Regions from separate parts of the Homo sapiens genome. Here region 2 is linked to region 1. Evidence: chromatin contacts called from ENCODE Hi-C or POLR2A ChIA-PET data. All regions are on one chromosome and are shown on one strand. Each heading gives the region's core, a stretch centred on a gene start or an enhancer-like site at or near the end of the contact. The rest is flanking DNA. Distances are from core to core; before and after follow the strand shown. Region 1 holds the start of GRAMD2B (GRAM domain containing 2B). Region 2 has its middle 86 kb from the start of ALDH7A1.

Evidence for each region. A loop is a pair of places that touch in the nucleus more often than their neighbours do. ChIA-PET counts read pairs that join two places held with the same protein, here RNA polymerase II (POLR2A). Pooled maps may share reads with other maps.
Region 2: a map of CD8-positive, alpha-beta T cell shows a loop between it and region 1 (5-fold over the local background). The contact joins the enhancer-like site here to the promoter of GRAMD2B in region 1. A Hi-C loop is called at or near these places in 12 of 168 maps with a recorded cell type or tissue (CD4-positive, alpha-beta T cell, CD4-positive, alpha-beta memory T cell, CD8-positive, alpha-beta T cell and 6 more), 4 of 37 single-sample maps with no recorded cell type and 14 of 50 pooled maps. POLR2A ChIA-PET finds 5 or more read pairs at or near these places in 17 of 52 experiments (AG04449, CD4-positive, alpha-beta T cell, CD4-positive, alpha-beta memory T cell and 12 more).

Annotation. Positions count from the first base shown.
Region 1 is chr5:126,419,240-126,424,658 of GRCh38, forward strand. It overlaps GRAMD2B (GRAM domain containing 2B), which reads left to right and starts at 4,170. Exons shown (of 14, transcript NM_023927.4): 1 at 4,170-4,450. The coding sequence starts at 4,368. RefSeq lists a silencer at 4,145-4,274.
Region 2 is chr5:126,506,666-126,512,084 of GRCh38, forward strand. No RefSeq gene overlaps it. Among named protein-coding and RNA genes, the nearest start is that of ALDH7A1, 86 kb to the right of the region's middle. Within about 2 kb of position 2,411, at least 10 of the 41 ENCODE cell types and tissues checked have a DNase peak (open chromatin) inside an H3K27ac peak, as active enhancers do; they include CD4-positive, alpha-beta T cell, CD8-positive, alpha-beta T cell and heart right ventricle, where a contact is called at or near this core.

The DNA of each region.
Region 1 (5,419 bases), core at 2,920-5,419:
CCTCAGGAAACTTACAATCATAGTGAAAGGCAAAGGGGAAGCAAGCACCATCTTCACATGGTGAAGCGAGAGAGAGGTGAGAGAGAGAGAGAGAGCGAGAGAGAGCGAAAAGGGGGAGGTGCTACACACTTTCAAACAACCAGATCTCATGAGAACTCTATCACAAGACAGCACTAGGAGGGTGGTGCTACACCATTAGAAACCACCACTATGATCCAATCACTTCCCACCTCCAACACTCGGGATCCCAATTCAACATGAGATTTGGGTGGGGACACAGAGCCAAACCATATCACCTTGCAACCAAATCTCCACTCAAGTCTCCAAACACATTATTTGTACTCTGCCCCCAAGAGTATGAACAGATGCACAGTGTATGTGCTCAATGTTAAGGAAGGCCAATATCTGACCAATATCAAACATCAAAGCTGTTTGCATAGAAGCTCCCACCCACCAAAGGTGTTATGTCTGGCATCTTCTACCAAAGTGGTTTTAAAAACTAGAAAAAGTATCAGCTAGAAATCTTCTTTGCTTTTGCCAGGCATGGTGGCTCACGCCTGTAATCCCAGCACTTTGGGAGGCCAAGGTGGGCAGATCACCAGGTCAGGAGTTCGAGACCAGCCTGGCCAATATGGTGAAACCCCGTCTCCACTAAAAATACAAAAATTAGCTGGGCGTGGTGGTGTGTGCCTGTAGTCCCAGCTACTCGAGAGGCTGAGGCAGGAGAATTGCTTGAACCCAGGAGGCAGAGGTTGCAGTGAGCTGAGATCGTGCCACTGCACTCCAGCCTGGGCAACAGAGCGAGACTCTTTCTCAAAAAAAAAAAAAAAAAAAGAAAGAAAGAAAAGAAAAGAAATCTTCTTTGCTTTTAAAAACAAGAATTTGGATTCCCAGAGACTTAGAGGAAGAAAAATAATGTCTCTTATTGGTACAATATCAAAGGGCATCCTAAAACATATTTTAGGCATAATCTTTTTATCTTGTCTCCTCTCACATATCATAGGCATAATCTTACATCTCTATTTTGTCACATGGCAATGACATTTCCTTTATTGTTTATCTGCCGTGCCTCTTGAATACTATATTCCATATATTACTGTAGAATAGCCCCAAGAATAAACAAATTAGGCAGTTGTTTAACAATGCCTTTTAAACGTAAGCAAACATCAGTAGGTAAAATATTGTAGCTTACTTGCTCCTTTCTAATTCTTCCACTCTAGGAAAAGACTGATATTTTCCCTACCAGCCCTGCCTTCCACTTCAACCTCACCTGCTCCTTCTCACTTAAAACCACACCATTGGAAGTCCTTATACCATGCACTAAAGAACTTTAAGCTATTTTAGGGTAACTGAGTGCTCTTTATTTGAGCCATAAGCCCATGCTAAGACTGCTTTGAATACTTGCCCTTACTCATGCATTAAAAGAGGGCTGACCATGATTTCTCAAAAGGGTAAACATAGACTACCATATGACCCAGCAAGTCTACTCCTAGGTATATATCCAAAAGAAATGAAATCAGGGACTCAGACAAACATTTGCACACCCATGTTCATAGCAGCATCATTCACAATAGACAAAAGCTAGAAACAACCCAAGGGTCCATCAACAGATAAACGGGCAACCCAAATGTGGTATATACATGCAATGGAATATCATCCAGCCAAAAAAAAATGAAATTTGGATATATGCTATGACATGGATTGACCTTGAAAACATTACACTGAGTGAAACAAGCCAGACACAAAAGGAAAAATATTGTATGATTCCACTAATGTGAGGTACCTAAAACAGACAAATTTATAGAGACAGAAAGTAAACTAGAGGCTACCAGAGGCTGGGAGGAGGTGAGAAAGAAAGAGTTATTGTTTAATGTATTTAATGGGAGTTTATGCCAAGGATGATAAAAAAAAGTTTTGGGTACAGATAAGTGGTGATAGTTAAATAACATTGTGAAAGTGTTGAATGCCACTGAATTATACACTTATTAAAATGATAAATAGTAATGTTATGTATATTTTACCACAATAAATAAATTACTTAGCGGGGAAAAGTCAGTCTGATCTGAGCTCTGTAATGAGAAGTTGGAGTGCACCTGAGATCTGAGAGTCCTCATCCAGAGTTTGGGAAATTGACAACCTCATCTCTGTTCCAAACCTATCCCTATTCTGAGGAGGGTGGGGATCTAGAGGTGAAGGCATCAGGAATGTCCCCAGGAAGAGGCAACTATGGGCACCAAGGAGACAGCCTTCAAGCTTTCAGGTCACCCAGAGTTTTCCCCATCCCACCTAGCACAGCTCCTATAGCAAAGCAGTCAGTGGTCAGGAAAGAAAAAGAGAGAGAGGCCTGACTAAGCCAACTCTTCTGGAATTTATGTAAGCTTTTTCTTTTACTTATTTTTCAAATGTCACAAACATCAATTTTGGAGCAAGCAGGCTACAAAAAGATGCTTTTGTTCTCTCAGCCTAATGATATATATGTAAAAAGAGAAGGAATAAGAAAACTTTGGAAAGAACTTGCACCTCCAAAATGTTTGAAGTTATTTAGAAGGTTAGGTGTTTTACACACACATACACCCTACAAACTACATACATACATGTACATACTATGGTTGTATAGTCTTTGTAATACTCTTAAATCTAAACTTTATTTTAAGAGAAAAATGAAGGACTTGCAGCCCCAGAACATAGTTAGTCGTTTTTTCCCAGGCATGTCATGCTCTACTGTTGCCACTTGTAATTGTTTTGAAGTCAAGTCAGGCTTCCAATAATAACGTTTATATTAATTATTCTAATTGTCAACTACTCCATTGCAAATTAGAAAACCACCAATACAAATGTCATTTGCTATAACAAGTCAATGTTTATACAAGCTTGCCCAACCTGCAGCCCAGAACAGCTGTGAATATAGCCCAATACAAATTCATAAACTGTCTTATAACATGGTGACATTTATGCACGGATTTTTTTTTTTTTTTTGAGACAGGGTCTCACTCTGTTGCCCAGACTGGAGTGCAGTGGTGCATCTTGGCCCACCACAACCTCCATCTCCCAGGCTCAAGTGATTCTCCTGCCTCAGCCTCCCAAATAGCTGGGATTACAAGCGCCTGCGCCACCTCACCCAGCTAATTTTTGTATTTTTAGTAGAGATGGGGTTTCACTAGGTTGGCCATGCTAGTCTCGAACTCCTGACCTCAAATGATCCACCCGCCTCGGCCTCCCAAACTGCTGGGATTACAGGCGTAAGCCACCGTGCCTGGCCCCTGCACAGACCTTTTTTAAAGCTCATCATCTATCCTTAGTGTTAGTATATTTTATGTGTGGCCCAAGACAGTTCGTCTTCTTCCAATGTGACCCAGGGAAGCCAAAAGATTGGACACCCCTGATTGAGAACAATGCCTGGAACTTTGTAGCTCTCAAAAGTTTGTTCAATGAATGAATGAGTGAATGCTTCCAATACAAAACCTTAGAACAGGCAAGTCAAAATGTCACCAAAAGGTGGGAAGAAGAGGCATTCACGGTACTGGTTGAGTGCATAGTAAATAAGGTACTTGCACAACTATGGGCAACAAAGAGACGGCTTGGGAATTATCAAACACCAATTTTGATTTTGATGAGAACAGTCATAACCCAATATTTGAAGATTTTGATGGTTGCTTCTTCTTTGCCCCTCTAACCACCCCCCCCACCCCAGAACGATGAAGGGTTAACCAAAACACCACCAAAGGCAACTACTTATTACCTTTGTTATTCCCACATAAAAAATTGAGCAGACCTATTGTTTAAGCAGAAGAGGCAGTCCCTCAATGAAGCAATATCCTGTTTGAATAATTTAGGATGGGGCATAGGCCAGCCCACACAGCGCATTTGTGTGACAGGGCGTCCCACTCAGACGTCTCCATTTCCGGTATCTAGAGCCGGCTGCCCTCTAAAAATCCCCCTGTTACAGTCGGGATAGAAAACAAAAAGCTTAATTTACCAGGAGGCTAAACAGATTGTGCCTTCTTAGGCAAATGTTCCACCTGCTTGGCCAATTAGCTTCCTCTCCCGAAAGACTCGTTCAACAGGTTTCCTTTTTCTCTTCTCTGCCTCCTGGGTTGGGGAAAGAGGCTGTCACTTCGCTTCGACCCTCCCCTTCCCTCCCTCTCGGCTTTTCCACAGTGGGTCGGACCAATCGCGCCCGCTCCGACGTGTCCAGGTCCGCGGCCCCGGGAGCTTGGCGCGGCCCGGCCTGGATGCGCTGGGCGGAGGGTGCAGGGGAGGGCACGGCGCCGCTTGCTTGGCCTGCGCACCCGGACCTAGAAGCCGGGACGAGCCGGGGCAGAGCCAGGCGCGCGGAAGTCTGAAGGTGCCCTCCAGACACGGCCCCGATGACTGAACTACAGCAAGATGTGGAAGACACAAAGCCTGCGAAAGTGCTCGGGAAGAGGGAGAGCAAACTTGGCTCAGCCCAGTGAGTATTCTCAGCTGGGACCCATCCAAGGAGGTGGGAGGAGCGCAGCCTAAACTTCTCTGCCCCGGGACGCATTTTGGGTGGATGCGGATTTCTGGAGCTCCTATATGGACAATCTTGTGGCGCGCTCTCTCTGTCTCTCACTCTCTCTCTCTGTCTAGATATTCAGTTAAGGAGATGGTTTAGATTGATTGAAAAGTCTACTGTAGGATTTAAACAAATTCTCTTAATTCAAAACTCACTGGATGTTGGGAAAATAATTTTGTAGAAAATAAGCCTAACCACATTGAAGCTCAAAGTCCCAACACAGCCCTTCGTTTAGAATGACCATTTTCACAAATTCATTTTAGTTCAGCAAATAATTGAGTATCTACTTGTTCAATAACGATGGGCAATACAAGGATAAATGTTATTTTGGATCTGCCCTTCTGGAACTTCAAGAGCAGAGTGGGGATGGGGGAGGCACAAATGAATATTACTGTACTTCAAGGGACTTTGGTGACCATTGCCACATTAAACACACAGACAAGGTATGATAAAGAGTTTAGCCTATAATTGAGTCTTCTCTACTTTTAAAATATTTATCTATTTTGCAGTCTTTGGTAAAATTGGTTTGGGAGGAGAGGTTGTTTTTTTCCTACAAAGTGGTATTTTCTAAGCCTACTGAAGTCACTTCTAATTCAGTCTATGATTTTAGACACTAACCCTTCTGAGCTCTAAAACTCTTGTTCTGGTATCAGGATATGAGTAATTTAGGAAGGAGGGATATGTATTATCATAAGGTTATACTGATGTGATAATTCCACTTTGAAATCATTTTAAGTTGCCAAATTTTTGTGCTTAGAAACCCGGTCTAACTTCTGTTTTGAACTTCATAACTTACATTAATTATCACTAGGCTCAAAGTCTTGTTGAAGTCTGGGTGTCCCCATGGACATTTCTTCTAAGAGGATTAGAATGACTTGCTCC
Region 2 (5,419 bases), core at 1,161-3,660, 86 kb after region 1:
CTGACTTGCTTTGGCCATGGAGAAAACACAGACCTGCTGCAACAGATCTGCCCCGGACTCTGAATCTCACAAATCCGAGACCGTGGACTCAGCCTGAGGAGGATCCCAGCTTGGGCTCTTCCAGTTGGTACCCTGTGCTTCCCCAGCTGTCCCACAGAACGTGGCCTTCCCGCCACAACGGTGTGGTCCTAGGAACACCCACCAGAGAATCCAAGGGAGGTAGATGTTTGTTGAAACTGATCCTTAGACCCACCCCTCCATCAGATTTCCTGAATTAAAATCTCTAGTGGTGGGTTTGGGATTGTAGTGCCACCCACTTAGGAGAGTGTACATCAGAAGAAAGTAAAATGGTTGAACTCAAACTGGCTCACTAGTCCGTGGTTATAAACTGTCAGGCCCTTTAAAAGTGTAAGGGAACCTTATGAGCAAAATTCGAGTTTAGGTGTGTATTAGTCCATTTTTTGTGTTGCTATAAATGAATACCTGAGATTAGGTAATTTATAAAGAAAAGAGGTTTAATGGATTCATAGTTCTGCAGGCTGTACAGGAAGTGTGATGCCAGCATTTACTTCTGGTGAGGGCCTCAGGGAGCTTACAATCATGACTGAAGGTGAAGGCGGAAGCAGCGCATGGTGAGACAGGGAGCAAGAGGAGGTGGGGGAGATGCCACACACTTTTAAACAACCATATCTCACATAAACCCAGAGCGAGAACTCACTCATTACCAAGAGGATAGCACCCACGAGGTCATGAGGACCCACCTCCATGACCAAACACCTCCCAAGAGGCCGCACCTCCAGCACCTGGGATCACATTTCAACATGAGATTTGGAGGGGACACACATCCAAACCATATCAAGGTGTTATGAGAAAATGAGCGAAGGGTCTTTCCTAGGAGGACAGTTGGTGGCTTTTTGGTACTGTGCTTCATAGCACTAATTTCCAGAGTTCAAAGATCTTTTCCAGTAACCTCCAGTTTCTACCCATGTTTCTAAATATTCCAGACTGCTACAAGTCTACCCTCTAGCAAAGTAGTGTATCAACATACATACCCTAAAACTTCATACATGTTCCATCCATCTTTTTTAATTTTTTTATTTTTTGAGATAGAGTCCTGCTCTGTCTCCCAGGCTGGAGTGCAGTGGCATGATCTCGGCTCACTGCAACCTCCACCTCCCAGGTTCAAGCAATTCTCCTGCCTCAGCCTCCCGAGTAGCTGAGACGACAGATGTGCACCACCATGCCTGGCTAATTTTTGTATTTTTAGTAGAGATGGGGTTTCATCCTGTTGGCCAGGCTGGTCTAGAACTCCTAGTCTCATGTGATCTGCCTGCCTCGGCCTCCCAAAGTGCTGGGATTACAGGCATAAGCAACCAAGCCTGGCCTCCACACATCTTGCCCGTAGGTTGTCCTTTCCCCTGCAGGAACCTTAAAGAACAAAAAGCCATACAGCAGACATGCTGTGAATTTTGTGAGACCCAAGCAGAAAAGGAAATAGGAAGAAGCAACTCACATTATTTTCTGCTCGTTTTAAATTGCTTTGTGCCACCCCAGATTTCTTTTCGGCCCTGGGGACATAACCTAGGACTGTCTTTATGGTTGCAAAATATGTTGGTTATGCCTATTCCAGATAAATTTATTTACTTACTTACTTATGTTTTGAGATGGAGTCTTGCTCTGCCGCCCAGGCTGGAGTGCAGGTGTGCGTTCTCGGCTCACTGCAACGTCTGCCTCCCAGGTTCAAGCAATTCTCCTGCCTTAGCCTCCTGAGTAGCTGGGATTACAGGCACCTGCCACCACACCCAGCTAATTTTTGTATTTTTAGCAGAGACAGGGTTTCACCATGTTGACCAGGCTGGTCTGAAACTCCTGACCTCAAGTACTCTGCCTGCCTCGGCCTCCCAAAATGCTGGGATTACAGGTGTGAGCCACCGCACCTCGCCCCTATTCCAGATTTATTAATGGCAAGAACAGTTTTAAACCATCATTGCTACCGAGCATGAAGAAAAATGTTCATTGATGGATACCAGAGCACATTTCAAACCAGAGTGTCCTTTGATATAAACTTAGTAGTGCGTGTCTAAAGCAGATCGTAAACTGAGAGCATTTCTAGAGATTAGGAAATATTTGTGGTCCCAAACCAGAAGCCGAGGTCCTTGAAACCACCACACTGTTGGTTCTCGAAGCAGGGAGGCACCCAGGTGACCCAAATCCAGCTCACAGGCACTAGATGATGATCGATTTGCTCCTCTTTCTATTGCTTCTGGTTCTTCTGCACCTGTGATGAAATTTAAATTGGCTGCATCCACATCAAAGAAAATAAATTTCTTGATAGAATTTAAATGTTAAGTGTCCTGAAATGTGTTTACTTCTGGATCAGAAATGAGAATGTACTGAAACAGGAAGTCAGCTTCACAGCAGGAAGCAGACCTCAAAGAAATGTGACTCACATAGTCTTTTGAATGTGCTCCACTTGGGGACACAATGTTCCCCACAGCTTGCCCATCTCATCCATTCTAACTTTCCCATGGGACAAAAAGCATCATAACAAAGAATTAGAGGAGAGGAACAAATCAATCAAAATGGTAGTAATGCAGTAATTATACAAGAAAAAAAACAATGACCAAAAGAATACTGTGATGATAATTTACAAATACATTATTTAATGCAAAAATATCAACCCTTTAAGATCATGGCCAACTTAAGTTAAAACTGATAATTAGGGTGATGACATAATATATCACTCATAACAGGACACTTCTGAAAGTAAAAGGTGGTGCCCTTAATAATTTTATCAGGACAGCCAACGTGAACCGGAACTGTTCCAGGCAATCTAGTACATATGGTCACCCAAGCGATAATTCACAAACAACACATCCTTCAAGAAAAGTGTGGGAATTCCAAGCATCTAGATACGCACTTGCTCAGTAAGAACTTTGCAACATTATTGGCAGTAAAATTCTGAGAACGTAGCCTCAGGATTATCTAGCAACCCACTAATTCTAGTGCACAGACACTCCTGACAGCTGTGGACTTTCTGTATCTCAGAGATTTAGGTCAACCTGACTTCAGTCCATTAGGATCCACATCTGGGACTGCCTCACCTCTAATTCAGTTCAAAATATTTTAAAATTTTGTATGACTTCTTTTTAACTCCAAGACTTCTTTTGTTGTTGTTTTGAGACCGAGTCTCATTCTGTTGCCCAGGCTGGCGTGCGGTGGTGCAATCATGGCTCACTGCAGCCTCAACCTCCCAAACTCAATGGATCCTCCACCTCAGCCTCCAAAGTAGCTGAGACTACAGGTATGCACCACCACACCTGGCTAATTTTTATGTTCTGGGGCTTTTTTGTTTTTTGTAGGGATGAGGTGTCTCCATGTAATCCAGGCTGCTCTCAAACTCCTGGTCTCAAGTGATCCACTCACCTCAGTCTCCCAAAGTGCTGGGATTACAGGCGTGAGCCACTGCACTCTGCCCAAAATTTCTTTAGTAACATTATTTGATTTCCAACATATAAGATGTTTAAGCTATTCTTCTGTTATTGATTTCCTTCATTCTTTATTTTTTAATTGACAACTACAAATTATATATATTTAGGGTATACGACATTATGTTTTGAAATATGTATACATTGTGGAACAGCTAAATCAAGCAAATTAACAAATGCATCACCTCACTGACTTGTTTCTTTGTGAGAACACTTCAAATCTAGTCTCTTAGTGATTTTCAAATATACAATATATTGTTATTAACTATAGTCACCATGATGTACAATAAATCTCTTGGATTTACTCCTCTTGTGTAATTGAAATTTTGTGCCCTTTGGCCAACATCTCCTATATTAGTCCATTCTCACATTGCTGTAAGGAACTACCTGAGACTGTGTAATTTTTGAGAAAGGAGGTTTAATTGACTCACACTTCCACAGGCTGTACAGGAAGCATGGCTGGGGAAGTCTCAGGAAACCTACAATCATGTTAGAAGGGTGAAGGGGAAGCAGGCACATCTTCACATGGTGGAGCAGGAGAGGAAGAGAGAAAGAGTAAGTGCTACACACTTTTAAACAACCAGATCTCAGGAGAACTCACTCACTATCATGAGAACAGCAAGGGGGATGTCCACCCCCATGATTTAATCACCTCCCACCAGGCCCCACTTCCAACACTAGGGATTACAATTCAACATGAGATTTGGGTGGGGATGAAGAGCCAAATCATAACATCTCCCCAATCCCCACTATCCCCAGTCTCTGGTCACCACCATTCTATTCTATTTCTATGAGTTTCACTTTTTTTTTGGCTGCATATATAAGTGAGATAATGTGGTATTTATCTTTCTGTGTTTGGCTTATTTCACTTAACATAAAATCCTCCAAGTTCATTCATGTTGTTCCAGTGACAGAATTTCCTTATTTTTGAAGGCTGAATAATACTTCATCATGTATATGTACCACATTTTCTTTATCCATTCATCCATTGATGGACATAGGTTGGTCCCATATCTTGGCCATTGTGAATAGTGCTGTAATAAGCCTGAGGGCACATATGTCTCTTTAACATACTGATTTTATTTCTTTTGAATATATACCCAGAAGTGGGATTCATAGATAATATGGTAGTTCTATTTTTAATTTTTTGAGGGACCTTCATACTCCATACATAATGACTGTTTTCTGTTATTGATTTCTAATTTTATTGACAATTATGGTCAGAGAACATAGTCTAGATGATATAATGATATTGTTCCTTTTGGAATTTATTGAGGAATTCTATGTGGCCTAGTGTGTGTGTACACATATATGTATATATCTATATATTTTATATATTTTAGTATTTAGTTTTTGCTCAATAAGAAAGCATCAGCTGGACACAGTGGTTCACACCTGTTATCTCAGCACTTTGGGAGGCCCTGGCAAGCAGATCATTTGAGGCTAGGAGTTCGAGACCAGCCTGGCCAACATGGTGAAAACCTGTCTCTACTAAAAATACAGAAATTAGGTGGGCGTGGTGGTGCATGTCTGTAATCCCAGCTACTTGGGAGGCTGAGGCAGGAGAATTTCTTGAACCAGGGAGGTGGAGGTTGCAGTGAGCCCAGATCGTACCACTGCACTCCAAGCTGGGTGACAGAGTGAGACCCTGTCTCAAAAAAAAAAAAAAAAAAGAAAAAGAAAGAAAGCATTTACCACGCCCACTTTTTACATCCTCCTGGTGGCCATGTTGCCACTTCTGTGTCTGTAGGTGCTGGTGACCTGTATACCACCATCTTCATCAGTTTTCAAAAGATGTGGTGCAGGTTCCTGAATGTATAAATTGACTAGTGATATGAGGGGTCCTGGGGAGAGCACTCACCATGCTTCACCTAGCCTTGGGCTATCACACCTATCACATTGCTCTTCCTCCTCCTCACCCTGATCTCTCA